Linked DNA regions of Mus musculus: region 1 is linked to region 2. A link is a loop called in an ENCODE intact Hi-C map of the cell type or tissue named here. Cell type or tissue: gastrocnemius. All regions are shown on one strand. Each heading gives the region's core, and the rest is flanking DNA. Links, peaks and the distances in the headings are about the cores only.

Evidence for each region. Peaks named below come from ENCODE experiments on the same cell type or tissue, not always from the same donor. Only the 100,000 strongest peaks of a DNase experiment are listed, where the experiment ranks them.
Region 1: it touches region 2 in a loop (36-fold over the local background); 13 of 42 quality-filtered maps call a loop at or near these places.

Annotation. Positions count from the first base shown.
Region 1 is chr10:125,989,544-126,001,210 of GRCm38, forward strand. It overlaps Lrig3 (leucine-rich repeats and immunoglobulin-like domains 3), which reads left to right. Exons shown (of 19, transcript NM_177152.5): 4 at 4,875-5,006; 5 at 5,891-6,034; 6 at 7,072-7,215; 7 at 7,519-7,662; 8 at 8,061-8,204; 9 at 9,407-9,487; 10 at 10,546-10,617. Among named protein-coding and RNA genes, the nearest start is that of Gm29997, 16 kb to the left of the region's middle. In gastrocnemius, for the core only: a CTCF peak has its summit at 5,573 (motif pointing left); DNase peaks (open chromatin) are centred at 5,472 and 7,654; H3K27ac peaks cover 819 bases.
Region 2 is chr10:125,719,864-125,731,530 of GRCm38, forward strand. No RefSeq gene overlaps it. Among named protein-coding and RNA genes, the nearest start is that of Gm36884, 19 kb to the right of the region's middle. In gastrocnemius, for the core only: a CTCF peak has its summit at 5,612 (motif pointing right); DNase peaks (open chromatin) are centred at 5,641, 6,077, 6,902 and 7,550.

The sequences.
Region 1 (11,667 bases), core at 1,419-9,418, 270 kb after region 2:
TTCGACCTGTCCCTTTCTTCCTTCTCAGAGAACCAACTCTAATACTGACCTCCATCAGTCTCTCAGTTTCCAGGGACGTCAAGGGCATCTTGATCTTATTCATGATTGGGTCTTTCTCCAGCATTCTTAAGAGTAAATATCATCAGAGAAAACTGGTGTGCCATATTTACCTCTTCATCTTAAGGTGTTTGGCATAGTTTCTTGGTAGGTGGCGTTGGTGACAAAATGAAGCCATTATTTTTGGACATTGGAAGCCAAGGTTGAAATACCTGGGGCTACTGTTTGTCCTGTGGCCTCTTTGGTAGCTGGAAGGAAGCAACTGTCTTAGGCTCACACCAGCCATGCCCCAGAGGTCTGTTTGTCTTGAAGGGACTAATTATAAGTCACCTCAGCAGTGATTTGACCGAGGAACTCTCTGTACCATCAACAAACGGAGGACTAAATATTCCGAGTCTCCAACGGGTGTGTGCAGGGCTGAAACACCCTCCAGGCCTCGTTATTTGGGCAGTGGAAAGATGCCATGTACATGCAATGTTAATGATGGATAAGGAGTTTGTTTTTAATCAAGCACTGTGCACATTCTGCCCCAGTATGAATCAGCTGTGGCGCTTTTCGATGTGTTGATGAATTTTGGCATTTATCCCTATTTGGAGAAAAGCTAAAACTGTGCCTGAATTGGATCTTTGTCTTCTGCAACCAGTTGTTTAGGACCCAATTGCTGGATTACACTTATTTTGAGACTTTCAGGTGATGTGAGAATTTTTCTTTCATTTTTTAAAAAATGTAGTTACCTCTCTCTTTCTTTTTAAAACCCTCTTTCATGATATAAAGCAAGTTTTTTTTTAATATGTATTTGTTTGTTTTTGTTTTAAACTGGTACCTATCAGGTGGTAATTCACCAGTTAGTCTAAGGTAATAAGAAACTCGAATTTGGATTTGATTCAGTTCCATTAGGGCAGATTTAAATGTTGTGATACAGGGGCTATTATCCTGGCAGTTGTAAGGGATTTTTGTGCTGGGCAGTGAGGCTGACAAAGAGCACAGTGTGCACACTCCATCTCGAGCGGGGCACTTTCACACTGCAATTTAGGAGCTGTGCAGTTCAGGAAATTGCTGGCTTTGGCTGGACCATACTTTTACTGCAAGGAAAATTTTATTCGTCACTCAAGTAATTGGCAGTTTTAATACCTTGTTCATAATTACCTTATAAACAAACGAATATATAAACCAGAGATTGTGTGGCTTGTTATCTAACTCCTAGCCTTATTTGACCAATATGATAGACACCTGGTGGGCCTCTCTCTCCTTACCTCAAAATACTAATGTGCTCCATTTATTAGGAAAAAAAATAACTCCTAATAATAACACAACTAAACACTACACTATTGTTTTCTTTTTGTTGTTGCAGAATAGTGTTTAAGTTTGGGTAGTCTAGCCCCAGACAGCCTGGCCCAAACCAGGTGCAGACTTGAAGAGAGATGTGAGACAGACAGGGGTGGGTCTGGGCGTTTTAGCTGCTGGGTGACTTGGAGGAGGACATCCTGGTGATAGAAACATCGGGCTATGTATTTAAGAGAAAATTTCTGTCTCCCAAATTGTGGTTTTGTTCATCCCTTATACCCCGACCCTAAGGCCTCTTGGCTGGGCTTAGCCTGCCTGCCTCCATCTCCGGGACCTAGAGATTGACTAATTGTCTCGCTTGTACCTCACAGCTAGATCAAGGAGTTTGTGCTCTGGCAAATCCAGATGTGGGAAATGGTCAGAATCAGAGGTCATGGATGACTTGACTCTAAACAAAGTCTGTAATGCTTTATGGGAATCCGAGGAACTTGGTAATCTGGGACCTGTATGTAGAATTGCTGAATTTTCTTTTCTTTTTGAACTTTACTATTATCTCAGCTTGTTTCTTTGTTATCCTGTGTAGGATTTTTTTCTTGTCTGTCTGTCTGTCTCTCTCCCTCCCTCCCTCCCCCCACCCCCGGTGGAGTTACATTCTCTGATGATTTGGGTCTCTTAAAGATCAAACTGACAATAACCCTAAACTCCTTAAAGGGACTAGACTAAGGGTCTTGACTTCAGTGTGAGAGTGTTGTTTAGAGCCTGCGTCTCTGGAGTTCTCTCCTTACTGTTGTGGAGAAAGCAGCACCTGGTCTTTGCAGTCTCAGGAAGTCAACCTTTTTCTAACTGTAGTGGGTACAGATCCCTAGAAGTCTGTCTCCTCCAGGACAAAAGTGCAGGCGCAGATTGCAAGAGGCCCTGGTTATCCCTGTGATGGTGGATCAGTGAGCCAGTTGGATTTCTACATCAGTTTGAAAATAGAATTTGATTTTTTTTTTTTTTTTTTTTGGCCAGAATATCACTGATGCTTTGTGTTCTGTAAAAGAAACCGGGGATCGACAGGGACCAACCCAGACTTGCTATGTGAGGTGCCTCAGGAGTAGTTGGACTGGTTATGCAAAAAGCCCCAGTTTCCCAACTTTAGATTATATTTGAAAGAGAGAAATTACTCTGTGAGTGGATGGTGTAATGTGTGAACCGTGTTGAACAGAGGTGTTGACACCTATTGTGTGCCCCAGTATTTCTGGCTTCGTTACATTCTAACACAGCGACATGAACACGAATCCCTGCCTCAAAGGAGTTTGCAATATGGAAGAGGGTGGTGGTGAGCGTGTTATAGTAAGATGCACTGTAAAATTTGGGATCCCATAAAAGTGGTCTACCTAACTTCTGAGATGGAGAGGTGTGTCTGAGTTACTCGTAAGCAACACACATACCTGGGGGCTGTTTTCTGACTAAGGATCAGATCTCGTCGCTATTCCTTAGGGTCTAACGAGAAACCCTTGTTACAGTTGTTCCCAGCTTTTTAACTTAACATGGTTTCTCCTGCTATGCGATGGTCTAAAAAGTCCATGCTACCACCCAACAGCTGAGTGAAACAGGTGCAGAGACCCACAGCCAAACACTGGACAGAGCTTGGGGACTCTTGTGGAAGAATTGGGGGAAGGACTGAGGTCCCTGAAGTGGATAGGAGTACCACAGGAAGACAGACAGAGTTAACTAACCTGGATCCTTGGGGATCTCAGAGTCTGAATTACCAACCAGAGACCAAACATGGCTGGCTGGAGGCCTCCCTCCCTGCACATGTGTAGCAAATGATCAGTATGGTCTGATGTGGGCTCCCCAGCAACTGGAGCAGGGGCTGACCCTAGAGCTGTCACCTATCTGTGGATCCTCTTCCCCTAACTCATCTGCCTTGTCGGGCCTCAGGGGAGATGATGTACCTAGTACTTCAGTAACTTGATGTGACAGGATGGGGGTTGGGGGGTGGATATCCAGTGGGGACCTCCACCCTCTCAGAGGAGAAAGGAAAGGGGAGGAGGGGGGGTGGAGCATGGGAAGGGGCACCCAGCAACAGGGAGCAGGGATGTAAAATGAAGAAACATTAATGGGGGAAAAGGTCCACGCTACCTAAACCTATGTGACAGTTGAGCTGGCTTGCAAGTTCAGTTCGCTCCTGTTTTCTAATAAGATTGTCAAGTAGAACTCATGAGTATAGCGCTAAATACCAATAATGCTAAATACCTCTAGTACCTATGACCACTTGTGAGAATTTGGCTGGGCATTTCCCCATTTGAAATGCAACAGAAAAATGGTGGAAATGTTCCGTCTCATTTGCTGCTGTCAGGTACATTGGCTATTGCTCTCTTGACATATAGATATTATAATCAAGGAAGACTTTTGTGGTTGTGGTTATTGTTGTTGTTGTTGTTAGAGACATAATCTTCTTATATAGCCGGGCTGACCAAGAACATCTGCCACTGCATCCTGAGTGGTGACATTAGAAGTGTGCCTTCATGCTCAGTGACAGATACTTTGTGTGTGTGTGTATTTACATACTCGTAAAGAGCTATACGTAGCCAGTGACTGCCATTGTGGTCTATTTTGATCTGTTGTCCAGACTGGTAATGTCAAGTATCTCTTGATGACTGTCCTTAGGGACTGTGTTAGGTGGTAGCTCTTTTGGGATAACTATGCAATACTTTCTCTGGTACTGAAGCCTCTGTCAACTTAGTAACTGGTTGTAAAAACAGGGCCTCCTTCTAGCCAGGAGCTAAAGCAGCCACAGAGTGGTAAGGATTGGGAACTGATTGGCACTGCTGTGTGAGGGTACCTTCTAAAAGAAGAATCAGACTAGTAGTTAGGAGGACACAGGGCTGGCCAGGCGGGTCTGAAGGTAAAGACGCCTGCATGCAGTGCAAGCCTGCCCAGCTGACCAGGATGCCCAGAGACTGTGCAAACACAGAAATGGGAGGAAAACATTTAACTCCACAAACTTCTCTTCCGATCTCCACATGTGCAGCTCTGTCCCACTAATAGTAATAGCTACACTAAGTTTAAATACATGAGCGTACATATATGTGTTTTAAATATTCATTGTATTATATATATATAATATTACAAAATATTATATGTATAATATGTAATATATATAATATCCATAATATACTATAATGTATATTATGGAATGTAGAATAAGGGAGTGTAGCCTGGTGTTCCCACTCTGTGCTAGTTGTTTCATTTACTATCTAATAAAACAGGAAGATATTGAGAAATAATCTGAAAGAAAAAAATCCATCAGTTGTGTTTAAAAGCATGGCAACTCTATATGCGTATTATCCTGTCAGATTGGTGTAAGGACATTCTTCATATGATCTAGGATGACCTCAGAGCATACATGGCCATGGGCTGCTGACTGTCATTGAGAAATATGGTTTGGACCAACTAGTTTCTGAAGGACAGGTCAGGAGTAGGTGTCTTCTTCTCCCTTTGGATTATACTGTTGACCAGTTGCTGGGACTGTGTTTTAATTATAGGGCTGGGAACGCCATCGACAAAATCCTCCCTGAACAGCTGGAAGCCTTTCAGTCCCTTGAGACTTTGGACCTCAGCAACAATAATATTTCAGAACTGAGAACTGCCTTTCCACCCTTACAACTCAAGTATCTGTAAGTATAAATTACCCCCCCCCAGTGAGAATATTGTTATAACTGGGGACAGGGGTGTGTTTAAGATGCAGGCAACCCGACTTCACTACTATGGAGTGGAATGTAACTTTCTCATGGATTTGAATAAGTTGAATAGATTCAATCTTCTTTCTTACAATTTTGTATCACGATTATCACGATTTAAAAGCAAATGCTCCAAACTAGGGCATTAGTAACAAATTCCACACAAAGTATATATATATATAATGTAACAACTATTCGTCACCTTCAAAGATCTGTCAGTCTTTGCTGTTAGTATATGTATATTAGTTACTTGCTGCCTGTACTCAGTTCCTGACAAGAAGCCATTTGAGAAGGCTTGTTCTGATTGACAGTTTGAGGGCACAGTTTTATCATGGCAGAGAGGGCATGCTGGGAGAAGTGGCAGGCAGCCCTGTGACATTGTGGTCAGGAAGTCAGGCCAGATTATAGAACCCCAAGTCCCGCCCTCTGTGGTCTACTTCCTCTAGCTAGGCCCTACCTCCTGAAGATTCTACAACCTTCCAAAAGAGTGCCACCTGCTGGACAATAAGTGTCAGACCACATGAGCCTACACAGGACCTTTCTTATTAAAACTACAGTGTGTGAATCTTTTTATCTTTATTTACTATTTTCCTGGTACTGGATATAAACCCAGGGCTTCTTTACCTGGCAAGCACTCTGCCATCGAGCCATATCCCAGTCCATATGTGTAAACCTTAATTTGTTCACAGGGAACTCAGTATTAACAATTTTAAGGGTGCACTTATGGTCACTGGAGAGTCTCTGCAGTGGGGAGATTGAAAGCACTTTAACTTCCCGAAGAAACCTGAGCAAGCCTCGGCTGACCTTCAAACTCTCAACAGGTATATCAATAACAACCGAGTGTCGTCCATGGAACCAGGGTATTTTGACAATTTGGCGAGCACGCTCCTGGTGCTGAAGCTGAACAGGAACCGCATCTCAGCCATCCCTCCCAAGATGTTTAAACTGCCTCAGCTGCAGCACCTGTAAGTGAACATGGCCTCTAGGACATCACACTCTCACCTCTGAGCCTCTGGGGTCCAGGTCTGATGCCCACAGTGGGACAGGAGAAGTTTAGGGGCAAGCACGTGACTATCCTCGCTTTCATGGCGCAAGTGGTGGAATCTCCTGATTGGGAAAAGGCTTGCCAGTTACCTCATGCCAGCAGCTGCCTGACAGGACATGCTAGATGGTGGCTGAAGGAGCAGGGTGATCACTCTGCTGCCCCTTCACAAAGGTGCCATTGTGGACCTGAGGAAACCACAGCGTCTCTCCATAGCTGTGGTTTATGAGAATAATACCAACAACTTCAGGGTGCTTTGATAGCCTAAGTGGCAGTAAAGAACTGTCTCGTTAAGAATGGTAGAATGGTTTGTGAACAAGGCTCCCGCAACGGCACTTTTCAACCTTGGCTGCACATTACAGAGACTTGGGGAGCTTTTTAAAACCCCAGAGCCCAGGATTCACCCTAGACCAATTATACTAAAACCTCTGGGGGCTGCAATTCGGGCTTCGAGAACTTTTAGAGCTCCCTAGGTGGTTCTAGTGTTTGGCAGACATAGAAAGTGTTGCAGCCTGCAGGAAGGTACCAAACTGAACGTTAATTGGGAATGATGGTAGAGCTTTGCATACACGCGGGGCAGGATTTCTACACCATTCCCCGGCACCCCTCCTGCTTTTCTGGGATGGTTATCATGCTCGTTCTGCATCAACAAAGGCTGAATATAAATTTGTTGACTACTATCCTGAGTGGACAACCATTTAGAAATGAAAATCTAGTGTGTTTCCTTTATTATATTATTCATATATATATATCGTGTTTTACATAGGCATTCACTCCCTGTAATAAATTGGAGGGGAAAAAAATGAAATCCTTGTCAATAAAGTGCCTGGGAAATGGAAAACATTCTTGCAGTTTTAGCACTGACTGGGTTAAATATATTGCAGCGTATGACACGTTTTTCTTACCATTAGAATTTAATTGTCACATGAATTAACGGCTTAATTGTAATGTCCAACACAGTGAGCTGAACAGAAACAAGATTAAGAACGTGGATGGACTCACATTCCAAGGACTTGGTGCACTGAAGTCTCTGAAAATGCAAAGAAACGGAGTGACAAAGCTGATGGATGGAGCTTTTTGGGGGCTGAGCAACATGGAAGTCCTGTAAGTGTGGGTTACCGAAGTTCCCACTCAGATACACTGACCCCCAAATACTGAGTGGACACCTGGTAGCTCTCCTTTGAAAAGCCTCATTAGATTCTCATGCTATACAATCATAGTTATAATTACTTAGTCATGTTCCAGGTGAACTGCATGAATCTTTTGCTGATCTCCTTATATATCAAAGCCGACTATCTAGGCGTGTTAGGGATATGTCATCAGTTGCTTACAGCCAGCTATGCATGGCTTTGAAGAGAGTAGATCGTGAACTCTGGATCCCACCCTTGGTTCTCATTGTACATGCAGGCAGCTGGACCATAACAACCTAACCGAGATTACCAAAGGCTGGCTCTATGGCTTGTTGATGCTGCGGGAACTTCATCTGAGCCAGAACGCCATCAACAGGATCAGCCCGGATGCCTGGGAGTTCTGCCAGAAACTCAGTGAGCTGTAAGTTGCCTTTTATTCTCCTCAGGTTCGAGAGCAGGGATCCTGCTGGAGTAGGAGTTTCTTACCATTGACCTGTGAAATTTTTGCAACAAAGTTGCCAAGGCGACAGCCGCTTTTCTGTGTGCCCCTGATGCTGTGTTTTCGGCTGTGATACTTTGGAGCCAATGCCTCTCTTTGCAGTTCTTTGTCGAGTTGACAGAAGTAGTCATTGTTTCATGGACTATTTATTTAATTTTAATTACTGGGATTAGGAGTAATGTTTACCTGGTTACTGTAAGGCAGAATGTTAAAACAGGATTATTGTAGTTACATTTATTACCTCTTTTTTAGAAAACAGATTATTATGTTGAATGGAAAGATAAAAGCTTTGTTGTTGTTGTTGTTGTTGTTTTTTGCAGAGACCTGACTTTCAACCACTTATCAAGGCTAGACGATTCCAGCTTCCTGGGCCTAAGCCTACTAAATGCCCTCCACATTGGGAATAACAAAGTCAGCTACATTGCTGACTGTGCCTTCCGGGGGCTTACCAGTTTAAAGACTTTGTAAGTTACACATTTTGCTCTTGGTACACGAGCCTAATTGGTTCCTAAATGTGCCCACTTTTCTCCCAGCAGATTTCCTTTGTTGTTGAGGAAATGTGTACAGCCTCAAAAGTGGGCTCTTAATCTTTCCCAGAGCAGTCTGATTAGAATAGATCTATTTCATCCATGTGTGTTTCTTAAAGGGATTTTAAAAGGACGCTGATCAGCGTGCCTGGTGATTGCAGTGTCCCTCTTCCACGGCATCGCTAGGAAGTTCAGAACTGCTGAAGAAAAAAAAAAAAGAAAGATTTAAGTCCACTAAGTTTTGTCTTTATAAAATGCAGATTAAAAACAAGACGCAGCAGAAAGAACTATAGAAAGGGCCTGAAGGGAGCCGAGTGTTTATTCTTCTGGTTCCCACCCTTTGATTTCTGTCCTCAGGAAGAAAAGCATTGCATTAACTGACCTGAAAAATCTCTCCAATGTTAATTTAATGTGGGCTTCAGGATTTTGCACTCAGAAACCCTGCGCTCTGTCCCATCTGAACCATTAGAGTGGAAAGACATGCTATATGCTTTGGCTCTTCTCTGTCTTTGTGATGGGGACTTGTTTTTCTTTTTCCTTTTCTTTTCTCTTTCTTTCTTTTTTCTTTTCTTCTTCTTCTTCTTCTTCTTCTTCTTCTTCTTCTTCTTCTTCTTCTTCTTCTTCTTCTTCTTCTTCTTCTCCTTCTCCTCCTCCTCCTCCTCCTCCTCCTCCTTCTTCTTCTTCTTCTTCTTCTTCTTCTTTTTTTTTTTTTTTTTGAGACAGGGTTTCTCTGTGTAGCCCTGGCTGTCCTGGAACTCACTCTGTAGACCAGGCTGGGCTCAAACTCAGAAATCCACCTGTCTCTGCCTCCCAAGTGCTGGGATTAAAGGCGTGCGCCACCACTTACTGGAAGGAACTTGGTTTTAAATTTTAATGTATATTTCAAGTTGTTTGAGACGTGAGTGCTTAGTCACCTTCACTTAACAGGGCCAGGGTTACTGTCTTGATTTGGGGGAAGTTTTTAAAGTGTTGAGTGCAGGGTTCAGGATGTGAAAGGCACCTTGGAGAACTGAGTTTCTTCTTCTGAAGTGGGTGAAGGTGGGGGATTCGGAGGATTTTGTTACAAATAGGACACCACCTGGGTAGCAGCTAAAGTTTCTGAAAAGTGACTCTAAAGAGAATACCCGTGTTTTCCCTAGGGATCTGAGGAACAATGAAATCTCATGGACCATCGAAGACATGAGTGGGGCATTCTCTGGGCTGGACAGATTGAGGCAACTGTGAGTATGATTCGCCTACTCTATGACTTAAAATTGCTGTCTTCATTGAAGTCAGACTCATCAGGTGACATCATAGAGTCAGGAGTAAGCATGAGATGTGCTTGCACGCTTGGTCCTTCTCCTAAGCAAGTGGTATGGTTCATGACGTGTGTTCATATAATTACCTTTTCTTCCTTCTTTGGATGAAAGGAAGAAAATTCAATCCTGGAATTTGTCTAACTATTCATTCTGATACCTAGATAGGAACTTGCAAATTATGTTGGCTGTTACTCATTAGGGACGGTCACTGTGTAGAAGTGACTGTCTTTAAGAGATGCAAACACTTTTTGTTTTGCAATGAAATAGTCTTATAGACTGTTCTGTTTTCAGTTGATGATGAAGGGCATTTACAGAGAAAGAGTGGGGGAGCAAGCTGCACTGGGCGGGAGTGGGCAGTGTGATCCCCAGAGAGACTTCCGTAGCACCTGTGTTAGCGGACTGCACTTGCTGATGACTCTTCTATTGCTGTGATAAAATCTGACCAAAAGCAACTTAAGAGTTTATTTTGGCCTATGGTTCTAGACAGCTAGCTGTCTACCATGGTAAGAAAGCCATGGCGTCTGTTAGCAGCAGGAAGCTGAGAGACCACATCTCCGTTGCACACACAGGAAGCAGAATTGGTGCCAGACTATTAAACTCTCAAAGCCCAGCCCCAGTGACATACTTCCTCCAGCAAGTCTTCATAGCCTAAGCTTTCCATGGCAGTTCTGCCAGCTAGGGACCACATGTCCGAATACATGAGCTCACGGGGTCATTTCTTATTCAAACTGTTACATGGAGGAGTCTGTTTAGTACTTTGAAACCCGTGTTTGGTAATGTTACTGAATGAGATTCGAAGAGTCTAATCTTTCAAGTTACTGAACAAGATATGAAGAGTCCAATATTTTGGGTTACTTTGTTTAATTCAAGATAATAGTATTGCTCACCAATGAAAATAGTCATTTTTATAAGAATTCTGCTCCTAAAATGGCTTTCTAAAGTTAACTACAATGTGATTATATCTCTTGCCACCCCTGTAGAATTCTCCAGGGAAACCGGATTCGATCTATTACCAAAAAGGCCTTCGCTGGTTTGGACACATTGGAACACCTGTGAGTATTTGGAATTTAGTTCTCCTAAGGGTGCTCCAGGAGGGGTTTCTGTTTATAAAACAGTTGTGACAATATTCTCCCCATGTTGGAAAAGCTATTTATACATCTACCTGCCATTTGTCATCTTGCTTTCTGTCTACCATCAGTAGGTTATCTCTGAGCTTTCTTAGGATATAGTCTGGAGATATATATATACACACACACATACTATTTAGTACTTAACAAGAATTCTGTTCAGTAACTGTTGCTATTGTTTTAAAAAGTTAACTAGAATCCCTGAAGATTCGTGGGTTCTGTTTGTTTCCAAGTTAAGATGACTTAAATTTTAAAGAACAAGAAGAAATCCTTGGGAGTGCCACGGTGGGGATTTGAGGGCAGATGGTGGTATCTTGAGAAACTCTGTTGTTGTAATTACTTGATGTAAAACATACAGCCGAGATTTCTCTGTTTTTTTCTCCTGGTCTGCACTCATCAGTTGTGGACTGCCAGGAAAATAGGCTTTCTCTGGCTTCACAGAGATCCTATTTATCCCTTTATCCCTTTCCCCCTATATCCTGTATCCCTTTAGCCCTTGACCGGTTATGGTCCTGGGTCCATGTGGGTCTCAGGAACCTTTGGCACACATTTTTTAAAAATGAGATTTCTGGGTGGAAGGTTCTCAGCTACTTAAAGAAGACATTTAATATTGTGCAAGCTGGCCCAATGAACTGTTAGTTTCCTATTTGGATAGCCAGATCACAATGTAGGTTAGACTGTGCTTGCTTTATTGAGGAATGCTGTAGCCAGCAGTTTCCCTATGTGTTAACTTGGACACATGCTATCATTTAAGTGGACATTTGGATTGTGCCTCACCGGGACTGTGAATTTGGGTGTGATCTGTCTGTTGGCAACCTTGTGGGCATTTCCCGACACTGTACCAGTCGTTCAGAGAGAGAGAGACACGGACTGCCAGCCCCACCTAGGACAGCGCAGCAGTTAGAAATGGCAGAATGAGTCTGCAAAACTGAGCGCCACAGCATCAGGCCAGGATTGCTGTTATTGAAACAGATT
Region 2 (11,667 bases), core at 1,350-9,349:
ACAAAGAATTCTCACCTGAGGAATACCGAATGGCAGAGAAGCACCTGAAAAAATGTTCAACATCCTTAATCATCAGGGAAATGCAAATCAAAACAACCCTGAGATTCCACCTCACACCAGTCAGAATGGCTAAGATCAAAAATTCAGGTGACAGCAGATGCTGGCGTGGATGTGGAGAAAGAGGAACACTCCTCCATTGTTGGTGGGAGTGCAGGCTTGTACAACCACTCTGGAAATCAGTCTGGCGGTTCCTCAGAAAATTGGACATAGTACTACTGGAGGATCCAGCAATACCTCTCCTGGGCATATATCCAGAAGATGCCCCAACTGGTAAGAAGGACACATGCTCCACTATGTTCATAGCAGCCTTATTTATAATAGCCAGAAGCTGGAAAGAACCCAGATGCCCCTCAACAGAGGAATGGATACAGAAAATGTGGTACATCTACACAATGGAGTACTACTCAGCTATTAAAAAGAATGAATTTATGAAATTCCTAGACAAATGGATGGACCTGGAGGGCATCATCCTGAGTGAGGTAACACATTCACAAAGAAACTCACACAATATGTACTCACTGATAAGTGGATATTAGCCCCAAACCTAGGATACCCAAGATATAAGATACAATTTGCTAAACACATGAAACTCAAGAAGAATGAAGACTGAAGTGTGGACACTATGCCCCTCCTTAGATTTGGGAACAAAACACCCATGGAAGGAGTTACAGAGACAAAGTTTGGAGCTGAGATGAAAGGATGGACCATGTAGAGACTGCCATATCCAGGGATCCACCCCATAATCAGCATCCAAACGCTGACACCATTGCATACACTAGCAAGATTTTATTGAAAGGACCCAGATGTAGCTGTCTCTTGTGAGACTATGCCAGGGCCTAGCAAACACAGAAGTGGATGCTCACAGTCAGCTAATGGATGGATCATAGGGCTCCCAATGGAGGAGCTAGAGAAAGTAGCCAAGGAGCTAAAGGGATCTGCAACCCTATAGGTGGAACAACATTATGAACTAACCAGTACCCCAGAGCTCTTGACTCTAGCTGCATATATATCAAAAGATGGCCTAGTCGGCCATCACTGGAAAGAGAGGCCCATTGGACTTGCAAACTTTATATGCCCCAGTACAGGGGAACACCAGGGCCAAAAAGGGGGAGTGGGTGGGCAGGGGAGTGGGGGTGGGTGGATATGGGGGACTTTTGGTATAGCATTGGAAATGTAAATGAGCTAAATACCTAATAAAAAATGGAAAAAAAAAAGAAGAACGGGTGGTTGCGTCTTTCTTGCTGGTCAAGTGGGATGCGACAGTGATGTACAGATTTTATGCACTACCTATTGAAGTATTAATTTTTTTACAGAGCCTACAAAAATTATATGGAACCACAAGAAGCCCTAAATACTCAAAACAAACTTGAGTAAAAAGAACATATATCTTCTGGCATCATATCTTCTGGCTTAGACAGAACAAATCTTTTGTAAACATCAAGTCATTGTATTGGTGTAAAAGAGGCATATAGGCTTAGATATTTCAAAACCTACTTTTCATAAGGGTGCTTAAATGTTTTAACCTCCCTTCTAGCCCACCACCCGCCAGAGGCAGTGGAAAGGAAAGGTTAATAGGGCCAAGGAGGATGTGGACCTGTTTAGAGATAGTTCTTTGGAGCAAATCCAGTCTGTGTTGTCAGGACATCAGCAGTTCAGTTCACAGGAATCAGCAACTGAAGCTAGAGCCCCTCGCAGATACCCTTCATGAATCAGCAACAGCAGTTCAATCCAGAAGAAACTGGAAGAGGCTCTACCGTTCGGAAGCAGCAAAAGCCTGTGGGAATGCCAATGGAAGTTCTTTGGTATAATTCTGTCTATGAAGTCATAACAAATGATGGCCAGCAAAGAGTGATGAGGTGAACCAATACCATAGAGCATTGTCAACGAAGACCAGTGTCAACAAAGCTCAAAAATGATCAGCAAAGCATGGCAAGGCAAACTATTACCACCCAGCATCGTCCACTGTCCATTGGGTTATATTTATACCCTTTCTAAACATCACGTGTTCTCTCAAGTGTCTGCTCTAGCAAAACATCACACGCCCCTTTTCCAGGCTGCTTCCAGAAAAAACACCATGTGTCTACTTCAACAAAACCATCCCCTTATAAGACAGTTTCCAGAAAAATATTACATGACACAAGTAATAGTCTCCGAAGAAACGATAAATTTCCATTTCAGAGGCAAATGGGTGAGAGAAACTGAATAGAATGCATAGAGGACTCATCTACGGCCAGCTGGTTCTCTCCTGAGAACCAAGAGCACACTTAGGACACAGGAAGTGTCCCAAAAATTGAGCAACCACTTTCAGAAGAATAAAACTGCACCTCTATCTCTTAGCAGTTACAAAAACCAGTTCAAGTAACTTAAATATAGACCAGAAACTATAAAAAAAAAAAGGCTAGGGGGAAATGTACAAGATATTGGAATGAAAAAGAATACTTAGAAGATTTCAAAAGAGAGATGGGAGGAAAAATAGACAAAGATGACTCTATCAAGCTTTTTAGCAGCAAAGGAGACAATGTGAAGCCTTCAGAAGAAGAAAGAACATTTGACAACTTTATAAACACATAGCACACTCCAAAAGTTAGATCATAGCAATAGTAACAGGTAAGCTCAGGGAAACCCTTGGAAAAGAAGGCAAAGGAATGTAAGGGCCACAGGGCCTGGAGGGCACCAGGAGGACACAGGAGGACACCCTCTGTAGGAGGTGGTTCTGATGTTTTGATTGGGAATCTGCATGTAAACCCTGAAGGTCCTCTTCCCCAATTGGTTCTTGATCAATCAATAAAGATACTAATGGCCAATGAGCTGGGCAGAATAGATGGGCGGGATCTCCAGTTTTCCTGCAGGCAGGCTAGCAGAGCAAAGGGAGAAAGTTTTCACCATGCTTTGGAGGAGCCACAGCCATGTGAGATCTAGTGTAGAGTGGTCATTGGCCACTTTCTCAACTGGGCCTGGGGTAGCAGATGGGATATTCGAATGTCATAATGTGATAGCAGAGGAAGGCGTCTAAGAGCCCAACCATTGAACTAAAGTGTATCAAAGATAAGCTAGTGTGTGTGTGTGTGTGTGTGTGTGTGTGTGTGTGTGTGTGTATGTGTGTGTGTGTGTTTGTGTAAGCTAATGTGTATGTGTGTGTTTCATCCATGGATCTGAGGGAACCTGGGTGGAGCTGGTAGCATGGTCCACCTAGAGCTTAAAGCAGGGTAGCAAAATCTACACACTATAGCCCTCTATCAACTGGCCAAAGTTTGTATGTATTCATGGACACTGGAGCAGCACCAGATATGTCAGTATTGTTCTGTTCTTTTTTTTTTATGTCTCTACACTGCATTGTAGTGCTAAAGTAAACAAAGTTATTATACTACAGTTTACTTTTATATACTGTGTGCTTTTATTGAAGTTCCCATATATTTTTCTCTAAAAATAATTTAGTAACACAGAGATAGGTTATTTCTCTGATAGGTTATTTCTCCTCCAGTGAAATGAGCCAATTCAAGCCAGATTAGAATATATTAAAGGCAGGTTCATTGGGAAGCTGCTCTCAGGCAGGCGAGTTCTCTTGCCCCAAGGAAAGAGGCCAGGGAAGTTGCCACAAGGGGGAGGGGGTTGCACAGAAGAAAGAGAGAAAGGACAAAAAGGTGTGTGTGTGTGTGTGTGTGTGTGTGGAGAGAAGAAAAGGACAAGAGAGAAGGAGAGGGAAAGGGAGAGAGGGAGAGGGAGGAGAGAGAGGAGAGGGAGAGGGAGGAGAGGGAGGGGAGGGGGAGGGGGAGATCTGGATTATATAAGGAGGAGTCTCTAGGGGAAGGGCAGCCCAGCTCTGGGCTGGAAAGTTCAGGGTTGGAGGAGGGGTATGCAAGGTAGGGACTGAGGGATGTAGGGAGAACCTGGAGGCCAGGTCCGCTTTAATATGTAAAATATGCACCTCAGTCCCTTGTTTTGGGGGTCTGGAACCAAACACACAGTTTAATACACATACATCAAAATAAAACATACATGACATATGGGTTGTGAAAAACATCAATATTGCTAATCAACAGGGAGATGCAAATCAGAGCTACAGAGTATTACTCCAATAAGAATTATTGATATCAATGTAACAAGAGACCAAGAAATGCTGGTCAAGATGGGAAGGAAAGGAACCCTGGTGCACCATTGCTAGAAATATAACCTAATACACCCATTATGGAAAATAGTATTGGGGTTCCATAAAATAAAACTACTGTATGATCCACCCATCTCACTACTGGGTATCCAAAGGGAATTTAGTGGGCACATTGAAGAGACATCTGCACTCTCATGTTCACTGAAATGCTGGGATGGTTTGTATGTGCTTGGCCCAGGGAGTGGCACTATTTGGAGGTGTGGCCCCATTGGAGTAGGTGTAACACTATGGGTGTGGGCTTTAATACCCTTGTCTTGGCTGACTGGAAGTCAGTATACTGCTAGCAGCCTTCAGATGAAGATGTCAAACTCTCAGCTCCTCCTGCACCATGCCTGCCTGGATGCTGCCTTGCTCCTGCCCTGATGATAGTGGACTGAACTTCTGAACCTGTAAACACCATCCCCAATTAAATGTTGTCCTTATAAGAATTACCTTGGTCATGGTGTCTGTTCACAGCAGTAAAACCCTAACTAAGACAAATGCTATCCATGGGAGCCAAGCTGAAGAAACTCTCTAAGTTTCTCATGGTTGATGGATGGATACAGTGAATATTAAAGTGGATTACTTACTATTCTGTCACTCACAATACAATGTGATCATTCAAAAATATAAATAAATAAATAAATAAGCACAGATGAAAAACCAGAGATTGTAATGTTAAATGAGATAAGCCAACAACAGAAAGCCAACTGCCTCGAGAGTTCATTCATAAATGGAATCTGTATGAGATATAGAAAATAAGGGTAAGGTGTTTGGAGCGAGTGGAAAGGGTGGGTTAAGAAATGTTGGCTAACAGGCAGTAATGTACAGTTATGGAGAAGGAAAATCTGGCCCGCCGCTGCCCAGTGGGGTCACTGGATGACAACAGCACTGTGTGTTTTAAAAAGCTCCAAGGAACGATCCTGTCTGTTCTCATGATAAGCAAATTATACGTGTGTGAGGAATTAGATGCGTCTGGATTTCGTATTATGTGATATGTGTACATACAACAGTGTAAGATGGTGCTCCGTCAACATGTACAATTGTATGTTGTAATGTATCCCCTAAGGAATTTTGGAAGTGGCCATTTAATTTATTTAATTCAGTAAAACATGATGCTGTTCTGGGACACGCAGCTCCGTGGCTAAGCACATCTTAGTTTGCAAAGGGCGATGGGATCCATCCTCCACCCATAAAAACGTACACGTAAGCCCAACTATATGTGCTATCTTGCATGATAGCAGATTGATTTAACTCAATAATAATTCGATTCGCCTACCTATAAGTAAACGTTAAGACACAGTCATTGCAAGTTGCAATGTTCGTGTGTGGTTTTTTTTTTTTTTTTTTTTTTTTTTGTACTGACCACTAGAGGGCAAGACAATCTAGCAGATTCGAGTAAGCCTAATTTTACCCTACAGAGGGCGGTACCCACCACGCTGGGCAAACGCGCCCACGTGCTCCACCAGGTCCCAGCCACTCACATCTGCCTTCTCCTTGAGGGTGATTGAAGAGCGGAAGAAAAGGCTACGGTCCTCTCAAGTAAACAATTTGTTGGCTGGCTCTTCTAAAGTTATTAGGGAAGTAGGTTCAGTTAAACAATTTTATTTTTCTAGATTTAAGTAGTTTAAGTCTGAAGTGAGAAGGAGGGAAGTCTCGAGTTTGAAGATAAATCTTCACAAAAGGGGAACCAGGAAACATGTGAAAATCATCTCCAATCAAAGGGACCCAGGGTTCCGCCTTGCCTGTTCTATAAACACACAGCATGGGTTTATCCTACAAGTCAAAGTCTTGAATTAGCAACATAAATAACCCTCCAGGGAAACAAAGGAAGGCTATGGGGGAGGGGCGGGCAGAGGGAAATCTCGAGTCTCAGACCCAGCATCTGGGACAAGGCCCAGCGTCCCTTCTGCTCAGCCTCAGTGGCCTGAACTGACAAGAGTGGGTGTCAAGTGCGGCTGCTCCTGACTTTCTCACACTGACTTAGCCCTGCCTCAACAGATGCAAAGCTCCTCTCTCTCCCTCTATAGGGGAGAATCTCTTCTACCCAAAGTTGGGATGGGAAGTGCGCATGCGCACAGCCACACAGGCGCCATTCTGTACAATCCTCTAACTTTAAAAGTGAGCCAAGTAAGAGATGATATTTCGCTGGCTCTTTAAAAATCTGTATTTTCTTTTCTTTTCTTTTCTTTTCTTTTCTTTTCTTTTCTTTTCTTTTCTTTTCTTTTTTCTTTTCTTTTCTTTCTCTCTCTCTCTCTCTCTCTCTCTCTCTCTCTCTCTCTCTCTCTCTCTCGCTCTCTCCCTCTCTCTCTCTCTCTCTCCCTAGCTCTCTCTCTCTCCCCCTTCCTTCCTTCCTTCCTTCCTTCCTTCCTTCCTTCCTTCCTTCCTTCCTTTCTTTCTCTCTCTCTTTTTTTCTTTTTGTTATTTGTATGCATCTCTACAACTAGTATTTTGAAGATAAATTTTTGACCCTTTCTTGAAAGAAATCAACAAACGGGGGGGAAAAATAAAAACTTCTGTTAAATTTTCTCTTTTAAGAAAGAAAACCAGGGCTGGACTAACAGGAGCGTGCTACGCTAATCTTTGGTGCCGTGGCACAAGGGAGTAAACTTGAGACTAGACAAGCAGAAATGTCTCTGACCCTTCTCTCATCAGCTGAGGGCTGCCCTGTCTGGATCTAGGGACAGGAAGGACTGTGGCCAGCAGCCAGAGATGCCTGAGCTGAGGCCCCGCGAGTTCCCCCAGCTTTGTAAACTGTTTTTTTGTTTTGTTTTGTTTTGTTTTGTTTTGTTTTATTGCACACTCGATCTAGCAAATGTTTCCTTGATTCTCCACTCGTCATCAAGTCTGCCATCAAACATGTAAGCTGATCTCTTCCTTGGGGTCACCTAAAAACAATATGAAGTAAGTTTATGTATGATGTCTGCTTAAGCTGTCTGCTCACAGCAGTCCCAGGTTCTGAACCTCATAGAGACAAAGGGAAAAGAAATTCTTCTCCTACGGAATGGAAAGGGGCCGATTTGGGGATACTTGACAGGGGTTCTTTTGACACTGTTTTTGTTTTGGATTTTGTTTTCCTCACAAAGTTTTTTTGTTTTTCGTTGTTTTTTTGTTTTTGTTTGTTTGTTTTGTTTTCCTTAGCGAATATTTGTCTTTAGTGTTGAGATTATGTGGCTGCAGCTGATCATGTATTTATGACATGTGACCTTGCACGGTTACACCTGGAATGTAGTGGTTAATCCCCACAGGAACAGGCTGTCCTCTTTCTCCTCCACGTGGTTGAGATAGATGCATGGTTGAGATAGATCGAAAGAAAAAGAGAGAAAGGGGCGGGGGAGGATACATCACCTTATCATTGGCACAATTGGAACCGCTCTTTGGGATAGAGCCAGAGAAACCAGTGTGAACTCAGACGCAATATCTGAGGGAGGAAAAAAAAAAAGGGAAACAGATTCTGAAAATGATTGCTAAATTACTTTCTGTATATAACCTTATCTTTTTTCAATCTTTCTCCGAATAAGAGGATTCACAACTTTAACTCTACCATAGACTATATCAGAGACTCCTCTATAAATCATCTAAGGACCCAATTAACTTTGGGGAGAAGAAGACAGAAAAGGACTTCATTTATTTGTGAACATGGTTTTTAAATTTTACACTACATTTTCATTTTATTTATTTGGTGTGAGTGTGCGTGTGTGTGCTGGGGTCAGGGTGGGACATGTTTGTGAATGGTGTCAGAGGTGCTCCCCTCTGCTGGTCACATTTTCTACTTCCCCTGAGAGATGGCTCCCTGATGAAAGAGCACAGGCTGCTCTTGCAAAGGACCCAGGTCCAGTTCCCAGCATCTACATGACGACTCACAACCAACCACAGGGAAGTCCAGTTCCAGGGGTTTGAGCCCCTCTTCTGACTTCTTCGGGGCAACTGTATGTATGTGGCGTTCTGTAGAGGAGCAGGCACCCACATAGACAGAAATAAAATTAATAAAATTGTTAAAGGATCTTTTCACTTGGGGATATGACTTTGACATGTCTTTCTGTTTCAAGATAAGTAGAAGCCATTCTCCTGCAATGGCATCTGGGATGGTTTGTGTGTGCTTGGCCCAGGGAATGGCTCTATTTAGAGGTGTGGCCTTGTTGGAGTGGGTGTGGCCTTGTTGGAGTGGGTGTGGCCTTTAAGACCCTCATCCTAGCTGCCTGAAATTCAGTATTCTGCTAGCAGCCTTCAGATGAAGATATAGAACTCTCAGCTAAGACAGCATCGAAATATAATCAGAAAAATAGAGGGAAATCATCAATATTTGAGCAGTCATCAGGCATTATTTGACAGCAGGCCCTTCACCAGCTGTTTGTGTTCATTCTAAAAAATGCTGATTTTTATTGGAAGAGCAAGTTGCATATTTCTTAATTCCATTCACTTTCCTGAAATCGTTTTCAAAGTACATTTATTGATCAACAACGACACATTTTAGAATTAGAACACACAGAGAAAAACAGAGAAGTTTCTGAGTGCTTCCAAATGCCTGGCGTGGTCACTCTTGAGACTCAATCAATCACGGAGTCTCAGAACTTTCAGAATGATGATATTTTAAACATCCTGCCAGTGATATTAACACTCTTATTTGAATAGCCAGAATCCTTGTTCATAAAGAAAATACACTAAGTTCAGCAGTTCTTACAGAGAACCACAACCTACAGTCAATATAAACGTAATTTCAATTTCAGGTTTTCCCCCGTAAGGTAGCAGCCCCTCGTAGAATCTCATGTGAACACCGACCACTTTACTTCTTATTTTGCACTGAAAATGTTACACCTTGAGAGGTCAGTCAGGACTTGCTGAAAGTATAAACTCCCCAGAATGAGTTTGTCTCTTTTAAAATTCGCTTTCCCGTTCTCCTCTCTAAAGGCTACACTATGCCCATCTGTCTCCCTACACAGACGTTTACATTCTAGCCTAACATGCTTTTATGATGGAGAACATAAAATGTGTTTGCTTCTTTCAGAGACTGTGTGACTTGTTCACTTAATGTGATGCAGCCTAAGTCCATCCACATCCCTGCTAATTTTGTGATTATTTTTTCTTTAGAGCTGAATAATATTCCATTCTTACATGTACCGTATTTTCTTTTTTTTTTTTTTTTTTTTTTTTTCTGATGTGTTTTTTTTTTTTTTATGTCTTTTTTTTTTCCATTTTTTATTAGGTATTTAACTCATTTACATTTCCAATGCTATACCAAAAGTCCCCCATATCCACCCACCCCCACTCCCCTGCCCACCCACTCCCCCTTTTTGGCCCTGAAATTCCCCTGTACTGGGGCATATAAAGTTTGCAAGTCCAATGGGCCTCTCTTTCCAGTGATGGCCGACTAGGCCATCTTTTGGTATATATGCAGCTAGAGTCAAGAGCTCCGGGGTACTGGTTAGCTCATAGTGTTGTTCCACCTATAGGGTTGCAGATCCCTTTAGCTCCTTGGCTACTTTCTCTAGCTCCTCCATTGGGAGCCCTATGATCCATCCATTAGCTGACTGTGAGCATCCACTTCTGTGTTTGCTGGGCCCCGGCATAGTCTCACAAGAGACAGCTACATCTGCGTCCTTTCAATAAAATCTTGCTAGTGTATGCAATGAGTGTACCGTATTTTCATTACCCACTCGTCCATTGATGGACATCTATGATGGCAAAGACATTTCATTGCTATAGAAGCAGTAATAAACATGAATATGTAAATAGCTCTTGGTAGGGGGGTGAAGTTCTCTGAAAGCCTTCTCTATGAGCCAATTAACTCCAAAATCTTAAATTACCACACTCAACCTTATGGTGCAGAGAAGAAAGCTGCAGGAAATGGGAAGACATTTCATGACAGACCTTGCACTGGAAATAGGAATGTATAGAATTTCATAAGAAATTAAAATTCAGAACAGTTTACTACTCTGGAAACGTATCCATTTTAAATAAACTTCACACTCCTCAATAGCTCAGTAAACCAGGGACAGCATCAATTGACCATTAGCAAAATCAAGCCTCGAAGAAGAAATGTCAGTATTCAAACACTTAGATCAAGCACTGGAGATGTGGCTCAGTTGATAGAGCATTTGCTTAGTGTTATGATTTGTATATGCTCGGCCCAAGGAGTGGCACTATTAGAAGGTGTGGCCTTGTTGGAGTGGGTGTGGCCTTGTTGGGAGTGGGTGTGTCACTGTGAGTGTGGGCTTTAAGACCCTTATCCTAGCTGCCTGGAAGCCAGTATTCTGCTAGCAGCCTTCAGATGAAAATGTAGAACTTTCATTTCTCCTCCTGCACCGTGCCTGCCTTGATGATAATAGAATGAACTTCTGAACCTTTAAGCCAGTCCCAATGAAATGCTGTCCTTATAAGGGTTGTCTTGGTCATGGTGTCTGTTCACAGCAGTAGAACCCTAAAACACTTAGCATGGGGTTTGAACCCCCAGTACCACATAAACCAGAGATGTTGAAGAAATAAATGCTATTGCCTAAGCATTTCTGGGCTGCACAAATAGTCAGTTTCCCCAAAAGCACTTTCCTTACCATTTACTAAGGTCATCTACTATATAGCACCATCTATAATGTCCCTCAGCCACATATGATTTACCATGGGGACTCTGAAAATATTTCCATTCAAGACCCTTCCCAACTCAAGAAATTTTTATGTGACAGTAGGTACCTAGGCATATAAAATATCTAAACAAATCTATTAAATTTAAAATAATCATTTATGATGTATATTATTTTTACCATCTTTTTAAAATGAAGATAAATGTGCTTACTAAGATAATGTGGTTGCTTATATACACATAAAAAATTAAGGTTTGTCCAGATATTAAATACTATAAAACAGAGTATTTTCAACACTTTTCAGAGTTGATAGACTGTTGATTTCATACTAACAGGTGCCAAGAATGTTGCTTTACAAAAGTAGATAATACATAGATAGATAGGGAGAAATGTTGGAAAATCTGAAAAGTCATGCCTAATCCCAAGGCAAGATTAATGTTATTTATGTAAGTGTAAAAGTCAAGCCAGCAGCTGAAACAGCAATTTTAACCTCAAACATTCCAGCACAGTATAATCCATGATGTAGTGATTGGATTCTTACATGCTGAGCAGTAATGGTAGAGACGTTTTAAAGTCTTCGTTTCCGTAATTAAGCAATTATGTTTCCATAAGAGCAGAAAATCTTGGGTGTGCAGAAAGACACCGCAGTTTAGAACTTGCCAGAGACTTGGATCCACAGCCATGTTTCTAGAGGTTTCCTTGGTATTGTGCGGTCTGACTACACACATGGCACATGGTGTGCATGCTTAGAGCAAAGCTGAAGAGACGCTGAGATAAATTGGCCGTGTGCACTGTCAGCATTTGTCGCATGTTTGATTTTGAATTAATCTTTAGTCACCGTGCATTCCGAATCTTCACTGCTGCAGTTTCACCGCGATCAGTCCGGCT